Linked DNA regions of Homo sapiens: region 1 is linked to region 2. A link is a loop called in an ENCODE intact Hi-C map of the cell type or tissue named here. Cell type or tissue: heart right ventricle. All regions are shown on one strand. Links, peaks and the distances in the headings refer to the core of each region. The heading gives the core; the rest is flanking DNA.

The links. Peaks named below come from ENCODE experiments on the same cell type or tissue, not always from the same donor. Only the 100,000 strongest peaks of a DNase experiment are listed, where the experiment ranks them.
Region 1: it touches region 2 in a loop (2.9-fold over the local background); 3 of 110 quality-filtered maps call a loop at or near these places.

What each region holds. Positions count from the first base shown.
Region 1 is chr7:1,884,382-1,889,751 of GRCh38, forward strand. The region is part of intron 18 of MAD1L1 (mitotic arrest deficient 1 like 1); the gene reads right to left. Among named protein-coding and RNA genes, the nearest start is that of MIR4655, 43 kb to the left of the region's middle. In heart right ventricle, for the core only: a CTCF peak has its summit at 2,252 (motif pointing right); no DNase peak of the experiment used is centred there.
Region 2 is chr7:2,206,677-2,212,046 of GRCh38, forward strand. All of the region lies in intron 10 of MAD1L1 (mitotic arrest deficient 1 like 1), which reads right to left. Among named protein-coding and RNA genes, the nearest start is that of MAD1L1, 24 kb to the right of the region's middle. RefSeq lists enhancers at 2,072-2,605, 3,101-3,250. In heart right ventricle, for the core only: CTCF peaks have their summits at 2,992 (motif pointing left) and 3,191; a DNase peak (open chromatin) is centred at 2,985.

The DNA.
Region 1 (5,370 bases), core at 117-5,116, 320 kb before region 2:
AGCCTGAGGTGAGCCCTGGACTCCTGCAGCCTCAGCGCCTCTGGCTGAGTTCCAGGCCTCAATGCTCTTGAGGAGCAACGTTGGGTCAGGGGCCTAGCCGGGATTCCCCACCACATGGAGGCCCTGAGGCCGTCCTGCTGACCTTCCCTCAGCCCAAACTCCCATTGCATCTTCCTGCCTCTCAGCCCAATCACTGCCGAACTTTATTTCTGTTCCAAAATGTCACCAGGTCTAAGAGACGACCGAGAGTGGCCTGGTGAGACAGCCCGAGAGGGGCTGGGCAGCAGGGGAGTTGTCTGAGTGGGCGGAGGAGAACCCCTGGTCCCACATGGGAAGACTGTGTGGAGCGGACCACGCCTGCGCCCTGAGGCCCCCAGCCCAGGCCTCCTGTCTGCTGTCCCACAGGTCAGAGCCCTGGGGGCAGCCTGAGCCACAGCAGGGAGGCCACAGCGCCCTCAGACGCAGGCGGGGCAGGCCGTGGGGCAAGGGGGCAGAGGGCATTCTGCAGCTTGGGGCAGCTGCTCTGGGGACACAGTGTGGTGGTGCGCACCCCTCACGTCGCCCTCCGGGAATAGGCAAAGTTCATCTCAGCTTTAGAATCGGGGATCACTGTGCATGAAGTTACCCGTGTTGGTCAAAACCCATACATGTGAATGGTGAGCACACTTCTCCAACAACCTAAGTACTTAGTCATCACCACTGGACCCAAGGCGGGGACCCAGGAGCAGAGGCCCTGTGGTAGAGTCATAGCAGGACAGGGGAAGAGAAAGGACCTCGCTGCTCCAGCCTCAGAGATGGCTCCGGGCTCCTGCATGGACGCCCCCACACACAGACACTACTTTCAAGGAACTGGTCTCAGGAACCACTCCCTGCCCAGAGCTCCACGAAGGGCTGCCTCTCACATGCCCTCTGCCCACACCACAGCGTCCCTCTCGCGGGTCCTTTGTTCTCGGTCTATCCCCAAAAACCCTGTGTCCCAGCTCTGCCTAGAGAAAGATGGAGAGGGCTTAACGAGGGCTTTGAAGCTCAAACTCACAGCAGTGAGCACCAGGCAGAGGCCAGTGCACTCAGACAGGAGAGAAGTCCAGGGGGCTGGGCTGCGGGTGTGTGTGGGCCACAGGGGTGCGGTCGGAAGGGCAGATTTCAGGCGAATGTGTGACACGTGGAGCTGTCCCACGGTGGGCCGCTGTAGCTCCTGCTTCCTGAGTGGCCCTGCAGGGTACGGGCTCCCAAATGTCCGGCCTTCAACCCCCCAGTTCCGTCCACCTCTGGCTAAGAGCTGTTGCCATGACAACCCCAAGGTGCCCACTCACCTGGCCCCGTGGCTCTGACTGCTGCCCCGTGGAGCAGAGGCAGATCCCCGAGGGCTCGGCAGCCCGGCGCCCAGAGCCTCTCCCTGTCTCGGCCCTTCCAGTCCTGTCTCTCTCCCTCCAGCCTGGCCCCTAGGCCGGGTGGGCCCACTCCTCAGGAAAGGAATGAGGAAAATGGAGCAGGGCAGGCAGACACCCCAGCAGGGACCCCTGCCCGGCATCTCTGGCCCCAGCCCTGGGGGCCACACGCCTGGCTTCCCATTCTATGCCCCCAGCAGCAGCTCTGCCTCCTCTCCTCCACCAGGTCCTACTGCCTCCACCCCACGACCGCCCCACCTGGGCCCTCACCAGCCCTCGTCCGCGTATCAGGGCAGCCTCATCCCAGCAACCTGCAGAGACCCGTGGGCATGTTTACCTTCTCGTCAGCCCAGCAGCACTGTGAGGGCCAGGTTCACTTCTGGGCACCTGGCGGCAAGCTCTGGGCCTGGAATGGCACAGGGCTAGTCACTGTCTAAGGGGCTTGTCCTCTGGGGGTAAGTACCCCTCCAAGAGCCTGGAGTCCTGAGTCCTGATCTGTGCAAGATCAGTGCACGGGAGATGGTGGGCTGGCAGATATGCCCACTTATTCACAAGCCTGCTTCAGAAGGAAAGAACAGGGCAGCTACCAAGGTCATGTCTACACCCGTTGGCAGCAAAGCGGATGCTTCATCTGAGAGTGATAAATCCTGTGCAAATCTCAGCCTGTGTCAACACGCCCCAGCTAGACAGCAGGTCCTCGATTCATGAGTCGACACCTCTGCATGGGCTCGGTGACAAGAATGGGCGGCTGAGTGGGAGAGCACGGTGGCACGGGCGGGAGAGGGCCCACCTGGGGCTCGCACACCACACTGTGTCTGCAAACAGGCGTGTGGGCGTGTGCAGGTTCTCTGCTCTCAACACTTCCAGGACAGCAGGGGTCAGCAGGACCCTGGGCCAGCCTGGCAGGAAGGAAGGCCTGAGCCTGGGCCTGTGATCTGGGTGACCCTGGGCAGGCCCTGCTCTGCTGGTGCCAGCTGTGGCCAGGCACATGGCACTGTGTGCAGACAGGCAGAGACCTGCTGCAGGGCTGGGGCAGCAGGTGAGGAGTGAGCACAGGTCTGTGGCCCTAGCCCTGCACCCTTCCTGGCCCAGGCCAGCAGCTCCCTGGGGACAGTTGGGGTGTGCAGCCGGACTCCAGAAGGTGGTGCCGCAAGCTGCTTCTCTCACACAGTCCTGCCCCGCAGGTTCCTGGTGAGAAGGCTTCAGGGCTGTCAGTGACCGCATGGCAGCGGCAGGGAGAACAGGAAGAAGACTCCACATCTCTTTTTCTAACATGGCGCTTTGCATACCATGGGCCTTCACAGCCCTTGAAACACTCACTCAGGCTAGGGGGGCTCCGGCTGGGCCCATGCTGCCTGACTTGCTTTCCCTGCCTCCTCTGGATCCAGATCACAGAAGCAGGTGCCACATGGGACGCCTGGGAGAGACAGAGGCCAACTGTGAGCATGTGTGTGTGAGCATGTGTATGTGGGGGTGGCTGTGCATGTGTGGGCATGTGTGCATGCATGTGTGTATGTGGCTGCCTGTGTGTGGGCATGTGTGTGCATGCATGCGCATGCGTGGCTGCCTGTGTACGTGTGAGCATGCATGTGTGTGGGTGGCTGTGCATGCGTGTACATGCATGTATGTGGCTGCCTGTGCATGTGTGTGTGTGCATGCGTGCATGTGGCTGCCTCTGTGTGTGCGTGCACATGTGCATGCATGTGGCTGCCCGTGTGGGTGCATGTGTGCATGTATGTGGCTGCCTGTGCGTGTGTGTCTGCATGTGGCTGCCTGTGCATGTGTGCAAGCATGCGTGTATGTGGCTGCCTGTGTGTGTGACCATGCATGCGTGTATGTGGCTGCCTGTGCATGGGCATGTGTGTGCATGCATGCATGTGGGTGCCTGTGCATGTGTGTGTGAGCATGAATGCATGTGGGTGGCTGTGCATGCATAGGCATGTGTGTGCATACATGCATGTATGTGGCTTCCTGTGCATGTGTCCATGTGTGCATGTGGCTGCCTGTGTGTGTGCATGTGTGCATGTATGTGGCTGCCTGTGTGTGTGTGCATGTGTGCATGTATGTGGCGTCCTGTGCGTGTGTGTGTGCACGTGTGTGTGCAAGCATGCGTGTGTGTGGCTGCCTGTGCATGTGTGTGCATGCATGGCTGCGGCTGCCTGTGCACGTGTGTGTATGCACATGTGTATGTGGCTGCCTATGCATGTGTGTGTGCATGCATGTGTGTATATGGCTGCCTGTACGTGTGTGTGCATGCGTGAGACTGAGCATGTGTGTGTGAGCCTTCATCCGTGTGGGTGGCTGTGCATGCATGAGCATGCATGTTCATGGGGCTGCCTGTGCCTGTGTGTGAGCATTGTGTGCATGTGGCTGCCTGTGCATGTGTGTGCATGTGTGCAGCTGCCTGTGCGTGTGTGCATGCATGTATGTGGCTGCCTGTGCATGTGTGTGCATGCATGCATGTATGTGGCTGCCTATGCATCTGTATGCATGGGTGCAGCTGCCTGTGCATGTGTGTGCATGCATGCGTCTATGTGACTGCCTATGTGTGTGTGTGCATGCGTGCGGCTGCCTGTGCATGTGTGTGCATGCATGCGTGTATGTGGCTGCCTATGCGTGTGTGTGCATGCGTGTGGCTGCCTGTGCATGTGAGCATGCATGTGGCTGCCTGTACATGTGTGTGCACGCATGTATGTGGCTGCCTGTTCATGTGTGCATGCATGTATGTGGCTGCCTGTTCGTGTGTGTGCATGCGTGTGTGGTTGCCTGTGCGTGTGTGTGAGCATGCATGCATGTGGCTGTACATGTGAGCATGCATGCGTGCATGTGGCTGCCTATGCATGTGTGAGCATGCATGCGTGCATGTGGATGCCTGTGTGTGCGCGCATGTGTGTATGTGGCTGTCTGTGCATGTGTCCATGCGTGTGTGTCGTGTGTGGCTGCCCGTGCATGTGGGTGGCTGTGCATGGGTGGGCATGTGTGAGCATGCATGTGTGTGTGTGGTTTCATGTGTGTGTCAGCATGCATGCATGTGGGTGGCTGTGCATGCGTGGGCATGTATTTGTGTCCATGTGTCAGTGGGAGCGTGCATGATGCCAGTGCGAGGGCAGGGCCTAGGACACGAGAGGTCGACCTGCTCCTCCCGCAATCACCCTGCAGTTCTCACTGATGAGCCATGAAAGCTTCCATGATGCACTCACTGACCTGCAGATCCTCGTGGCCTGATGTCGGCAGACAGTGGCAGGGATCCACTCAGCGCAATGTGGCAGGCATACGGGGTCCCCAACGTGCCTGGCACTTGCATACATACTGGCCAAGGTCACTGTCACCACGACCCTTGGGCAGATGCGATGATCCTGGCCCACATAAAGGAAGACAAGGCTTGAGGAGGTGAAGCCATGTGTCCAGGTCCCGGGGCTGGCAGAGGCAAGCGACATCCACACCAAGGCAGTTCTGGCCCGGGTCCAGTCCCTCCCACCACCCGACGGGGGCTGACTAGCAGTGACACCGCCAAAGACCACCTCCATTCAGCAAACACTCGGGCAAGGCCTCAGATGCTGAGGAGGCTGGGGGATGGCGTGGCTGGTGTGCCCAGAAAAGGTGGCATCCTCACGGGCACTCTTGCCATTTCCCTGGCCTCTGTACTGCTAGGGTCCCTCAGGAGGACCCCAGCAGCTCTGGACCCTAGGCCAGGCCCAGCCCAGGGGCTCCACAGCAGCCCAGCTGCACATCCTGAGGCTTGTCGGGGCCAGGCCTGCACCGGTGGTTCTGAAAATGCTCTCCCCAAGTGGAGCTGCCCCTGCACCATCTCCTATGTTCCCTGCAACGCAGAGAGATGCTTCACGGAGGCAACAGGCTCAGCCATGCGGCCTCCGTAGGCTCACCCAGCCAGGCTCTTGGAGTTACACGCTTCTTTCCCCTGGGCTGACTCATGCAGGACCTGGGCCACGTCCCCTCTGCAGGCCGGATGCTGCTGTCAGCT
Region 2 (5,370 bases), core at 240-5,239:
GCAATTTACAACGTGTCTTGAAATTGGCCAGTGTAAGCTGTATAACTTGTTCTTTTTTGAAACTGTTATGGCTATAACAATTTATAGGTACTTTACATTCCCATAGAAATTTTAGAAATTGTCAGCCGGGCACAGTGGCTCATGCCTGTAATCCCAGCACTTTGGGAGGCCAAGGCGGGTGGATCACTTGAGGTCAGGAGTTCAAGACCAGCCTGACCAACATGGCGAAACCCTGTCTCTACAAAAATACAAAAATTAGCCAAGCATGGTGGTCCATGCCTGTAGTCCCAGCTACTGGGGAGGCTGAGGCAGAATTGCTTGAACCCAGGAGGCAAAGGTTGCAGTAAGCCAAGATCGCACCATTGCACTCCAGCCTGGGCGACAGAGTAAGATTCCGTCTCAAAAAAAAAAAAAAAAAAGAAATTTTAGAGATCAGTTCATCAATTTCTGCTGGGGCTTTGATTGGGACTATGTTAAATATTTGGGTCAATTTGAGCAAACTGCCATCTTAACAATAATGAATCTTCCAATACACGACCACAGTACCTTTACGATACTCTGAAATATATATTTGGTCTTTCTGTTCCCTGACATACATGCAGCTCCTTATCTGGAGTGAGAAGAGTGTCTCTTGTGAACTAATGAGCTGAGTGCTGGTTGGCAGCCCCCAGGCAGCTTCAGATAGGGTGGTTATCCGAAACACCAAGGTGAGATTAGAGGGTTGGGACTTTGAGTCCCACCCCTCAACCTCCTAGGAGGGGAGAGGGGCCGAAGGGTGAGTTGATTTCCAACGGCCAATGGTGTAATCAATCATGCCTCTGTGATGAAGCCTCCATAAAAACCCACAAATAAGGCCAGGGTTCAGAGCTGCACACACAGAGGCTCCTGGAGGGTGGTGTGCCCAGAGAGGGCATGGAAGCTCCGCGCCTCTCCTCACACCTCACTCTGCCAACCTGTTCACCTGTATTATTCGTAACATCCTTTATAAGACATGACTAAACATAACAAAGCATCTTCCCGAGTTCTGTGAGCCACACTAGCCAATTAATGAAACCCAAGGAGTGGGTAGCAGGGGCCTCGTTTAACAGCCTGTCAGTCAGAAGTACAGCTGATGTCAGTGAAAGAGGAAGAGAAGAAAACCGTAAAATGAAGCAGAGATGCCGGCCTACTACTTGCACCTGGAATCTGAAGGGGGCACAGATGTGTGGGACTGGGCCCTGACCCATTGGAAGCTGATGGAACTCCAGGTGGAGAGTGTGCAGATGAGGCTGCAGGACATCCAGCTGGTGACCCCTGGAGAACTGCTTGGTGTGGGGGAAACCTTCCAGTATCTGGTGTCAGAGGCTGTGTGAGAGCAGAGGGGAAAAGAGTTCATTTTTCCTCTTACAATGTCTCCATTTTTCTACATCAGGTGATCTTTAATGTCTCAGTTGCGTCTTAAGCTTCTCAGTGTACAAATCTTACACAGATTTTCTTATATGCATTCCTAATATTTCATGGACTTTGATGCCATCATACATGGTATGTACCTCGAGTGGCTCACTGCTAGTATACAGAAACATAACCCATTTTGGTACATTGTCCTTGTATCCCGTGACCCTGTAAACCTCACGGTTTAGTCCTACTGGCTTGTCATTTATTCCCTGGGAATTTCTATAGATAATTATGTTGTCTCCAGGTACAGTTTTACTTCCTCCTTTCCAGTCTGTCCATCTTTTCTTTTTGCTTCCCTAATTATACTGGTGAAGATCTCCAGTACAGTGCAACCAGGGGTGCAGGGAACAGACACCCTGCCTGGTCTCCATGTCAGGGATGCAGTCCGTCCACCTTGTATTATATCAGCTGGTTTTCTGCAGGTATCATTTAGCTGGTTGAGGAAGTTCTCTTCTCTTCCTAGCTTGCTGAGAACTTTAAATCACAAACGAGTCTTGGATTGTTACAAATGGTTGTGCTGTTCGCCTACAGAGATGGCCTGCACCCCCTTTCATTCTACTGAAACAGGTGATTTTCCAAAGAGAAGCAAGCATCCTGCATTCCCAGATGGGCTCCAGCCTCACGCCATCTTTCCCACTGGCCTCTCTGTATTACTCCTCCTCCCCCTCCTGTGCCCGAGGTCTTGCCGAGGATGACACGTACCTCAAAGGGTGTGTGCTGGCCTCCGCTTTCCTCACCCGTAAGTCACTCCCCGAGACAGACCATGCTCCTGGGAGACCAAGCTGATCACATCGCTGCCTCCAGACACACGCCTCGCACTGCTGCTAACTCCCTCAGCCCAACTTCCAGCACCCTAAGGATGAGGGTGTCCACACCACACTCCCGGCACTGGCATCCTGCCCTTCCCCACGTGTGTTCACGCAGGCTCATCCACACGCACTGTGTCCCTCCTTGCCTGTGACTTCAAAGTCGTAGAAACTAACATGCCCCCAGCCTGCGTGAACCCGTGTGCTGCACATGTCACATGTGCCCAGGCCTGTGTGACACATAAGGACCTCGTTCCACAGGGTCTTCCCATGGTTTCACTGACCCACCCCAGCCAGCCTGCCCAGCCTCCTCTCCTAAGACATAAGAAGCCCTACATGGGGAAGAGGGTGACCAGGCCACTCTCTCCTGGGGCTCAGCCAGGGTTTATCCAAGCCCGGGGCGAGGCCGAAGAGCCCTCTGAGGACTGCAGGACGTCAGCACCCTGTCCTTAGGGAAGGGCCCACACAAAGGACGTCTGACCTCAACGCCAGGAGCTCACAGCCCAGAGCCCACAGGCCTGAGGGCCCCAGGACACTGGTCAGAAACAAGGCAGGCATGGGACAGCCAGAAGCGCCCCCCTGAAGGCAGTCAGGAACAGTGGCCACAAGCCCCTCACATCCCCATCGACCAAAACCCCAGTGTCAGCAAGCAAGTCCCATGGTGGGAGAGCAGCGGTCCACTAGGCCAGAGAGACCCAAGGGAAGCTGCTGTGGGAAGGATCACCAAGGCGGGGGCACCACCTAGTGGCAGCAGCTCCTCCACACCCACGGGGCCTCGGGCCTCGGCAAGCCCCAAATCCCAGCAAAGCCTGGGCCCGAAGGCAAGCAGACGCCAGCCCACCCGGCACAGGCCCAGGGCACTCCCAGCCACAGAGCCCTCTGCTTCCAGGACATCTGATGTCACCTCAGGTCCCCACGGCTGAGAGGAGGGGATCCCCAAGCTCGCCCACAGAGGCACGCATGTCTCCACACAAGAACAGCAAATGCACTCAGCCCTCCCATGGGGGCCCCCGTGGCCCCAGCTTCTCACCACATCTGTGTCCCTGTCGCCGACTTCACCACCACATTCAATGCTGCCAGACACGGGAAATTCCTAAGAACTACCCCAAACCTGGTCCCTAAAAACAGAAAAGAAAGCCCAGTGCATCTCAGGTTTACCCAGAAATCCACTTTGGTTTTTGTTTTTGTTTTTTAGAGACAGGGACTCACTCAGTCACTGGAGTGCAGTGGTGCAATCACAGCTCCTCCTGGGCTCAGGTGATCCTCCCACCTTAGCCTCCTGAGTAGCTGGGACTACAGGTGCACACCACTGAGCACCGCTAATTTTTGTTTTGGTACACACGGGGTCTCAACTGCGTTCCCCAGGCTGATCTCAAACATCTAGGCTCGAGCAATCCCCCTGCGGCAGCCTCCCAAACCACTGGGACTACAGGTGTGAGCCACTGTGCGCAGCCAGAAATGCACACGTTTACCAAACCCTCCCGGTGATTCTAGGAGCCGTATTCGGGACCGCCAGCCCGCATTCCCGTGGACTCTCTAGGAGCCGTATTCGGGACCGCCAGCCCGCATTCCCGTGGACTCTCTAGGAGCCGTATTCGGGACCGCCAGCCCGCATTCCCGTGGACTCTCTAGGAGCCGTATTCGGGACCGCCAGCCCGCATTCCCGTGGACTGCGGCATGAGCACCACCCCACTGACGTCCAGCGTGAGTCACCCGAGATCACGGCCTGATGCAGAACCACACTCAGACACCCGCCCTGTGGAGCACAACACAAGGAGCAGCGGGGAGCCCTGAAGGGGCCCAGGCATGGCAGGCAACCCAGCACGTGAGGAAACCTGCCCTCTACCAGGCCCACAGCCAAGGCCAACGCAGGAGACTAGGGGTCGACCCCCACAGCGAGGACGGCTCCATCCACCTTCCTGGCCATCAGCCTCCGGCTGCTCAGAGAGGACGCTCGCACCAGCCCCTCTCCAACTCACAGGGCCCTCCACAAGTACACGATCACGTCGGATCTTCACACGCAGTTGGGGAGAAGAGCTCCGTGTCCCCCTTTCAATAAAGAGAACACTGGCCCAGAGCAGCGCAGTGACTTGACACAGGTCTTACTGTTGGTGGCGGGGGGCAGGGGGAGCCTTGAATCCAGCCTCCGAAGAACTATCTGTGTTCCTCATCAAAGCTGCAGGGCGCCACACATGCATGCCACTTGCTTCCCGCCCACTTTAAGCTGGTGGTGGGCACAGGCAGCCCACCTCCACCAGCCCTACAGACCAACCCCTCCTCTCCCTCATCCAGGGCCTGGCCACCAGGGAGGGCAGAGTGAACACAGAAGACACAGGCAGGCAGAACCCCTGGGGCCAGCATGCCCTCATGCTGGCCACGCCCAGGCAGCACCCCCAGGCCAGCTCGCCCTCACACAAGCCATGCCCAGGCAGGGCGCTCAGATGCGGGAACAGGGCTGAAAGGATCCACAGTACTTTGAAACCAGCCAGAGACAGCAGCCAGCTGTGCCAGGTCTCGTGCCCGACTGACACCCAGTGCTCCAGGGCAAACTGCACACTGGACCCTCCAGCAGGGCCGGGCCCATCAGGCACGTGGGGGCCTCTGATGTCCCTTCACAGGAAAGAAGTCACAGAGGTTTCTCATCTGGCCAGAGTATGCCTGGGAGCAGAAGGGTCGCCTTCCAAGCAATTAATAAGCCCAGAGAACAGACAGAAGCACAAAGCATTTAGGCCCCGCTGAGGCCGGCCCTACAGAAGTCTGTGTTCTACAGGGGGAGTTCAAGAGGAGACAGCAGCCCGGGCCGTGCTCTGACTTAGCAAAGCTCAAAGAAAATGAAGAGGCACTTTCAGGTGACAGAGAACTGAAGCCAGTAATGCTGATGAGAAGGTAATGGATTCCAGAACCAGCAGTCGGACGGTGTGGTCAAAGGATAGCTCTTTCAGAGAGTCTCAGTCTCAGCCTAGTTTCCAAGAACAGCAGGAAAGACAGGCAAGAAGCGGGAAGCCTTGAAATCTCACAAGCAAACACAATAAGAGGCCGCCTCGGCACCAGCACCTCGGGCCCTGAGCCCCGGGCTCTGATGGCTCCTTCAAAAGCATCGCTCCTGCACCTCCTCGAGACCTGGCGCACA